Regions from separate parts of the Homo sapiens genome. Here all the other regions are linked to region 2. The links are chromatin contacts, found by Hi-C or POLR2A ChIA-PET in ENCODE. All regions are on one chromosome and are shown on one strand. The core of a region is the stretch at or near the end of the contact, and the rest is flanking DNA. Distances in the headings are between cores, read along the strand shown. Region 1 holds the start of ARMCX2 (armadillo repeat containing X-linked 2). Region 2 holds the start of ARMCX1 (armadillo repeat containing X-linked 1). Region 3 holds the start of ARMCX4 (armadillo repeat containing X-linked 4).

Region 1 (2,700 bases), core at 198-2,697, 110 kb after region 2:
CTTGTCTCTGCCACACCCACACCAGGGGGCCCCAGACAATTCCAACCCCAGCACTGACCCTCCAAAGATTCAAGGCTGTTTCTCCTTACTTCAGTTCAGTTAGAGCTTCATCCTAAGGACAGACTGAAGAGCAGAAATATAGACTGTCGACGTTAGACAATGAAAGCCTGGTGGATGGATCAGCATCCAGGACAAGGGTCTCAGTAACTGCCTTTTCGTGTTTGCACATCAGAATGTCAAATGATTCTACCTCTCAATTCCTTCAACTCTTCTCACCCCACCCCTCCCACCTCAATCCTCCTCCTGCGCAGGCTCCCCAGGCACTCAATCCCTCCTTCCGCTTTGCCCCGCCCCCGTCCGCCATTTCTCCAGGACACACCGCCACACCCCTTCTCCTGCAACGAAGCGGGAGGGGAGCGGGGCGAGGGTGCAGCAAAAGCTGGATGGGACGCGGTATGGGGGACTCCTGCCAAACAATTCAGTGTTCCCCTCCCAGGATCACCCATCTTTCGCTCCCCAGCCCCTAGGCCTAGCGTTAGCCTGCAGAAGAGGGGCCTCAACGTCTGCCTTTTCGGGTTCAGGGTCGAGATTTTCCACGATTTCTCTGCTATGGGCTCTACCTCCCACTTCCCACAAATCCCCCCAACAACCGCCATTTCTCCCGCCTGCATACCCGAATTCCTTTTCCAGGACTGAAAAGACGGGGGGTGAACGGCTGTGTGGGCCGGAGGTGTCTGGAAAGCAGTCTGCGAGTTAACAAGGCGGTTTAATACCAGATTCTCTCAGGGTCCGCCCCCTCCCCCCCACCTCCCGTGAAGCCCAGACAGCGCCAAACCCGCCACCTCTCCAACAGCAGCTGGTACACCCATTTCCCAGCACTCCCAAATCACAGAGGGTCGGCTGGGGGATGGGAGGGTGCCGGGGCGGTGGTGGGGAAAGTCAGGGTGGGAGTGTGCCGCCCAGATTGTTACCAAATTGCATGCCCCACCCCCGCCTCCTGGTTACCCTTTCCCAACCTCCCTGCTGGCCTTCTATGCGCTGCCACGTTTATTTCTCTTCCCTCCTCCTCTCAAAACAGGACGGAATGTGGGGTGCGGGCCTGAATATTATAAACAAAACCAAAAAACACTGGCTGGAAAGGAAGTAAGCGGATTCTTCGTAAAGTCTATCAAAAGTCTTTTCGTTTCCCCCTCCCCCTTTCCCCACCGCCCACCAAAATGAGCCGCGTTTGAGCACCTCAGGTCTGGAAAGCCGGCCAGGAGTGGGGGAGACCGAGGCACCCGCGGCCTCCGACTCCCGCATCCCTAGATTACCCCTATTCAGGGGTCCCAGACTGTGCCCACCCTCACACCCACCTGCCCGAATCTGGGGGAATTTTCTCCTCCTCCTCCTCGCCTGGGTTAAACGCACGGCAGCGAGCTGCGCAATAGAGTTGGTACCCAGAGGAGGACGGAGAACGACGGTCAGGGCTTTAAGTACCTTTGCCCACGTCAGCTCCTGGTCACGTGAGGGCTGCATCGCCAGTAAGCTTGGGTCCCCAATTTCCACTCCCACCAAGAGTACGAGCCCCCTCCTTTACTTCCATTCCCATCTCACCCCACCACATCAGGTCCTGTCACTCATTTTTTTGTCTTTGTAGTCCTGGAGGCCTAAAGTAGCCCCTTCTCCCTGCTTTCACAATTTGCCTTTCTCTGGTTACCTGGGAGGGGCTGCATCTTCTCGGAGGGCTACTGAAAATTTTTACTTTTTTGTTGGGGAATTGTTTCATCCTTTCCTGGGCTACTGGACACTCTTCCATCTCTCCACCTCTAGTTCCTCAGCCCCTAGTCCCCAGGATTTTCCTTGCAGTTGACTCCCTGTTCCAGTATAGTTAAGGGGCAGAGTGTCAGAAAGGAGACAAGGAGTGGGAGTGGGGTCTGTACTTCTCAAATACTTCTGTTTTGTTTTCAAAACTATCATCATGCTTTATTTTTATAGTAAGAAAATTCAGTAAAACAAGAATTCAATGTGGGAAGTAGCAACAAAAAAAGGGTGGGCATGTTTTGTAAAGAAAAAAGGTTTCCTGCGTCCATTGGAAAGCACCATTAATTTTGGTTAATTTTTACCGAATAGAACATGAATTCTTTTGGTCACATAGGAAATAGTTTTTAAAATATGCTAAGGTATTTGAACATCTAAAATGGAATATTTCTCAATAAGATAAGCATATTTCCATGTGATCTGTAAATTGATCCACAGAGAGATGTTCAGTTCTTCAATCTTGTTTATTTTGGACAAATAATACGCTACTTTTTTCTCCTTCTGGGACAGCTTTTAAGTTGCATAAATAAATGATCCTGTCTTGTCCTGTTAGAGAAACACATTTATTTAATATTCCCAAACCATTGCTGACTGCTGTGTGTGAACCTCCTGTAATTTGATGGCTGTAACCATGACAGTTTTAAACACCTGTCTTCGGATTAGGTTCCAGTTAATGATTCAACTCTGGGCAAAAGGAAGAGCTGTGAGGCCAAGGAAACTGAGTGTGGTGGGTGCAGAGTGGTCAAATCCTCCCTGCCCTGTCAGGAGGAGGAGGGAGATGCTGTCTCTCTACTCCCTCCCATATGCCAGAGCCGCTCATCTCCTGCATTCAGGTACCTGGCTCAGTTGCTCACACCCAAAATATATCCAGACAAGTGACCAAGATGCAGACCTGGTTAA
Region 2 (2,700 bases), core at 53-2,552:
CCTTCGATGCATTGCTGTTACCTCTGTGGGAATTTGGGGAAGGAAGGGAAGGAGCCAAAGGTATTTACTCTGATTGGTCACCTGAGTAAACGTGGCATTTACCACCTTGGTCACTCATCTATATATATTTTTGGAGTGAACAATAGATGGGTGCCTGAATACAGGGGATGAGAGGCTATGGAATGTGGAAGGGTGGGAGGGCAGCACCTTCTTCCGCTCTTGACAGGGCAGGAAGGATTAGAACATCGCTGCATCCCTCACACCCTCAGGTGCCTCAGCCTTGGTAGACTGGAATTCAATTCAGAGGCAGGTGATCAGAGTAGCCATCAAATCACAAGAGGTTCATATAACAGTCGGTCAAGACTTTGGGACGTTAAATACATGCTTTTCTTTAATTTAATAAGACAGGGTTGTGTTGCTTTAACTTATCAAATTGCAAGTTGATTCAAAAATAGAAAAAGTAAGGAATTATTTGTGTAAAATGGCCAAGATTAGACAACTGGTCGTCTCTTTGTGGAGTAATTCATAGATCATGTAAAAAAAATCCATTTTTTTTAAGAGATAGAGGCTTGCTCTCTGTCACCCAGGCTGGAGTGCAGTGGTGACATCATAGCTCACTGCAGCCTTAAACTCCTGGGCTCCAGCAATCCACCCACCTCAGCCCACTTTTCAATTTTAAAATGAGTTATTTTGTTTTAAAAGCTACTAATTGGCTGTAACCAGTAGAAATATTTTCCTACTGTTACAAATAAAATAACGAAATTAATGAGGCCTTTTGGGTTTTCTCTCCCGTTTAAACTCTCCACTCAAAGGAAAATAGCATCATTTTATTTTCTCAATATAAAAGTAATGCGTTACTGATTTAAAAACAAATGAGCAGAAAAGTTTAAATAAGACACTCCCACGATCTATCTCCTTTTCTAACATCTTGCTCCACATTTTACAGGGGTGCAGAAGAAATAGGACATTCATGACTTGTGATGGGGGGAGGTATAGAGAGAGACAGTTGGACTGGGACTAGAGAAGATAAAAAATTATTCCTCGAAGAGGAAGAAAAGGCCAACGGACACGGGAGCAGATACAGCCTCTCCCTGTAAACCAAAGAAAGGCAAATTCACCACAAAGAGAAGCTACTTCTAGTCTCCGGGGTTGGCAAAGAGGAAAATGAGTGACAGGACCTGATGTGTCAGGGAAGGAAGGGGAGGGCCGGCTTCTGCGGCGCTGCTGATGGGAGTGGTAATTGGGGTCCTGATCTCATGGTTGACGTGGCCCTCACGTGAGCTGGAGCCGACGCGTGCAGACGTCCTTCTAATCCTAGTCTTCGTTTGGTCCGGTTGCACTCTTCCTATAGCCCAGAGGGCGAGAGGGCCTGTGGCCTGGGGGAAGGAGGACGAGGTTCTGCCTGGATCCCAGCAGGTTTGTGTGTGGATGGGCGTTGCCAGGGGATCCCTGCGGCGCGGGCAGTGAACCGTGGAGGCCGAAGGGGGAGCACAGTTCACTTTCTCCAAACCCTTGCAGTATCCCTTGCCCTTTCTAGAACAAAAATGGTAGACCTTGGGGCCGGATTCCAGGGGCGACCCCAGACTCGGGCGTCGTGGGACCTTTAACATCCAGGGCCTTGAATCAGGGAGGGCGGATATTCGGATTCATGTCCTGTGTGCTGGCCCATCTACCAAGCCAGAATCTTGGGGCTGTGCGTCTGACAGTCATACCCCTTTTCTTTCAGTAGGACGCTGTGCCATTTGGGAACAAAGGAATAGTCTGCCTGGAATCCCTGCAGGTCAGTGTAAAGCTGGAGCTGTCCCGCGGCGCCCAGAAGGACTGGGATGACTGAGGTCCTTGCCTTAACTTGGGCCCTTTACCGACTCTCAAGCAATCTTCCTGCCATTTTTTTTTTCTTCAGTAAAAGAGGATGTAACAGTGGCTGCAGGAAAAGTGCTTGTGATTGCGGGTAGGGTGCGTTGGGGAGAGGAATAGAAGAGATCGGTTGGTTTTGTTTTTCTCCTCGGATTTTCCATATCCCCCCTCGCCCCGCCCCGCTTCCAGTGGTTTGAAAGGGGTGTGGTTTTGCTGGGAAAATGGCCGACCGCTGGGGCTGCGGGAGGGAGTGAGGGCCGGGGGCGGGGACGGGGGTAGGGGAACACTACCAAGCGACAGGGCTGGTGTCAGCGGAGTCCAGAGAAGTGAGGGTAGGGTGAGAAACAAAAAGGTAAAATCCATTGACAGCCAGGACCCTGAATTAGGAGAAGTGGATATTGGGACTCCCCGAAGTGCTTTTCTGTCCGCTGAGCCTTCAGTTTCTGCCTTGTTGCCTGTGTCTGCAGATCTTGGGGCCGGAGGCCAGTCCAACCCTTGGAGCAGGAAGAAACGCAAAGTTGTCAAGAACCAAGTAGGTCATAATAAGGGTGATGGCATTATTTGGGGGTGGAGCATGGTGGCGACTGCAACTCGAATGGGCCCGTGGACCCCTTCCATATCCCCCTCCTTCCCTCTTATCTACACCATTTCGGAGCTTGCAAAAGAAATTGTTCTGCAAGTACAAGACAGGGAAGAAAATAGCTGAGAAGGGGTGGGCGTCAAGAGAGTCCAGGGGTTGGGAGGACGTTACTCCAAATTACTGTTTGGGGTACAGGGTCCTTGGTGTTGGTCCGTCGACCAAGCACTCACTTCTGAAGTTTGTCAGTCTTGAAGGTTTAGTGG
Region 3 (2,700 bases), core at 142-2,641, 65 kb before region 2:
AACACAAGGCAGGACATGAAAAAACTTCTTTTTCTTGGCAATTGCTTGGGATCCTGTACATTGCCCTTCCACTTGTGAGGGAAAAAAATAATGACACGGACATCAGGTGTGTTGCAGTGATTCACAGTCATCCACAGACCCTCACCACCATCTCCACTGGAAAATATTGAACACTCGCCACTGCTAGGGTAGTATGTAGTACATGAATGGCAGACACCGGCGAGATCTCAAGTGTTACGACGGATGAAAATTCCACCTGTTAAGTCTCCTTTCCATCCAAGCTCTAGCAGTTGGTTGTTCCATGGGTGTGGTGAGGCTGATCTGATTACATGCTTATGTAAAATCCAAATAAAGCCCCTTGAATGGAAAACAGGTTAATTTGGGAAGTCACTAGTAAAGCAGGTTAATTTGGTAAGTCACTAGTAAAGCACTAGGCTCATCAGGAGTTGGGTCTTAAATATATCCTCTAGAAGTCTTCTCTGAAGAAGGTCTTAGACACCTGAAAAAAGATGCTGAGTTCAGCCAGAACTTCAAAAGTTACAAATCACCTGTGTAAAATTGTCAATATTAGAAAACGAAATGTCTTTCCAAAGATTAACTTATAGATCATATTGAATACGTGCTGGTTTTGTTTAGGACAATTTTGTATTTAAAATGTCAAGAATTACTAGTCAATTTTGAAAGCTGTAAAATAGTTTGCAGTAACAGAAGACATTTTAAAATGTGGCACAAAATAATGTAAACAAAAGAATGAGTCTTTTGTTATTTTTACACCCTGAATATTTTTTGTGTCAAATGAAAATGGCTATACTGTATTTTCTGATTACAATATTAGAAAAGAATGTCATATTAAAAGAAAAAAAAGGAACACGAAAAAGAAAATTAAAGCTCTACTTGCACCTTCTGCTTTCCTTCCTGATACCCCCTTCCACAGCCCATTTGGTGCAGGCATTGTACTTAGAGAGGGCAGGTCGTGTAGGGGGCGGGTGGGGAGTGCTGGTCTTATAGTCTAAGAGAGAAATAAGTGATTACTCAAAGAAGAAACATAAAAGGCCACAGCCAAGGGCCGGGAGTGGGTAGGGGGATGCAGACCCTCCCCTGTAACTGAAGATGGGTAAACTCCAACCACAAGGCGATGATGCCACTTGTGGGCCCTCAGATTGGAGAGGACGGAGATGAGTGACAACGCGTGCGCACTGGGGCACCGAGCACAGACCAGAGAACGGGGATGTCTGTGCGTGCGGAGTGGAGGAGGGGGGAGTTCCTGGTGACTGGCCGCCGGCCCTTGGTGGGTGGTAGGGGGTGCTGGGGAGGAGGGCGAGCTCGGCGGTGACGCGCGGTCCTCACGTGACCCGGAGCTGCAGAGCTACGCAGCCTTCGTTGCAGTCGTCACTCGCATCTGGCTACCAGCTCCCCGCTGCCCTGCGCTCGGCGGGCTGGCATCGGGCCCGGGGAAAGCGGAGCAGGTAAGGGCCCTGGGGCCCGCGCGCCCTGGCCAGGCCGGCAGAAGCTCACTGACCCCGGCAGCGGTTACGGGGCTTGAGGGGGCGGTGGTCTATGCTGCCTCAAGTTCGAGGAGCCTTTGCCTCTGATTCTCCCTAGCCCCCTTGCCCCCGCCTACATCTGTGCAGGCGAACCGTGGGCTTTGATTTGTGGGGAGATTGTCTCTGCCAGAGGGAAATACAGAGATTGAGATGCCCATCGCTCTAATCACTGGCCACACATGTCCGCTCGCTTCCTGCTCAATTTAGTGGAAGGGATGCGCCACGGTGGCGTTTGCAGAGAAAATGGTGGGCCTTAGAGACTGGACGGTGGGGTTGGTAAGGGTGGTGTCTCAGACTGTGGGGAGGGACGTTTGATAACCAGGTTCCTGAACCCGGAAAGGCGAGTATTGGGATCTATGTCCTGGGCTCTAGACCAACACTAAGTGGTTTTACTCTCTCCTGTCTGTCGGACAGTAGTTCGGTGTAGCACTGTTTGCGGCGAGGAGAAAGGAAGGAGAGGAGAAAACTGCACTGGATCAAGGAGGTTAGTGTGAGTACAGACACTATCTAAACCATTGGAGTTCCATATGAATTCTATGACAGGAACTTAGGTGCGGCTGTCTGAATGGGATGTGGGGTGGGGCTAGCTTGGGGACTTTCCCTAAACTGCATTTTACTTACCAAGCTTAGGACTTTTAAATTGTATGTTGAAGACCAATGAAGACAGCAAACTTTTCTACAGATGCTTTTATTTGCATTTCAGATAATATTGAGAAAAAGATAAATTATATTAAAGAATATTATTATTATTATTATTTTTTAGATAGCCTTTGGTGGGGAAGGATAGTGATTTTGTAGAAGCAAAAGGCTTCCCCTATAGCTTTTCTCTTCTGCTGGAGACTCCTAGAGATAGGTTGAAAGGGACGTGGACAGCAGTAGGTTGTGGTTCTAGAGTATGGGATCTGGGGTCTCCCATCTCTCCTGCCATCCTTCAGTTTTCCAGATCCCTCTACCTACCTGACCATCTTGGTGAAGGAAATGGTGGGCTTTTGGGGAAATCCCTAGAACCCTACAGGTGGTTTTAAAATAATTTGCCTTGTTGGGCCTAGTAGCTCTTGCCTGTAATCCCAGCACTTTGAGAGACCCAAGCAAGAGGATTGCTTGAGCTCAGGTGTTCAAGACCAGCCTGGGCAACATAGCGAGACTTCATCTCTAC

The links. A loop is a pair of places that touch in the nucleus more often than their neighbours do. ChIA-PET counts read pairs that join two places held with the same protein, here RNA polymerase II (POLR2A). Pooled maps may share reads with other maps.
Region 1: a map of aorta shows a loop between it and region 2 (4-fold over the local background). The contact joins the promoter of ARMCX2 here to the promoter of ARMCX1 in region 2. A Hi-C loop is called at or near these places in 1 of 168 maps with a recorded cell type or tissue (aorta) and 6 of 50 pooled maps.
Region 3: a loop to region 2 is called in a map of endothelial cell of umbilical vein, with 3 times the contacts of the local background. The contact joins the promoter of ARMCX4 here to the promoter of ARMCX1 in region 2. A Hi-C loop is called at or near these places in 4 of 168 maps with a recorded cell type or tissue (chondrocyte, dorsolateral prefrontal cortex, endothelial cell of umbilical vein and 1 more), 1 of 37 single-sample maps with no recorded cell type and 16 of 50 pooled maps. POLR2A ChIA-PET finds 5 or more read pairs at or near these places in 3 of 52 experiments (MCF 10A, Panc1 and WTC11).

What each region holds. Positions count from the first base shown.
Region 1 is chrX:101,658,403-101,661,102 of GRCh38, forward strand. It overlaps ARMCX2 (armadillo repeat containing X-linked 2), which reads right to left and starts at 1,448. Exons shown (of 6, transcript NM_177949.4): 1 at 1,356-1,448; 2 at 1,017-1,099; 3 at 674-746; 4 at 59-123.
Region 2 is chrX:101,549,245-101,551,944 of GRCh38, forward strand. It overlaps ARMCX1 (armadillo repeat containing X-linked 1), which reads left to right and starts at 1,303. Exons shown (of 4, transcript NM_016608.2): 1 at 1,303-1,416; 2 at 1,727-1,780; 3 at 2,325-2,389.
Region 3 is chrX:101,484,065-101,486,764 of GRCh38, forward strand. ARMCX4 (armadillo repeat containing X-linked 4) reads left to right here and starts at 1,392. Exons shown (of 6, transcript NM_001256155.3): 1 at 1,392-1,466; 2 at 1,959-2,028.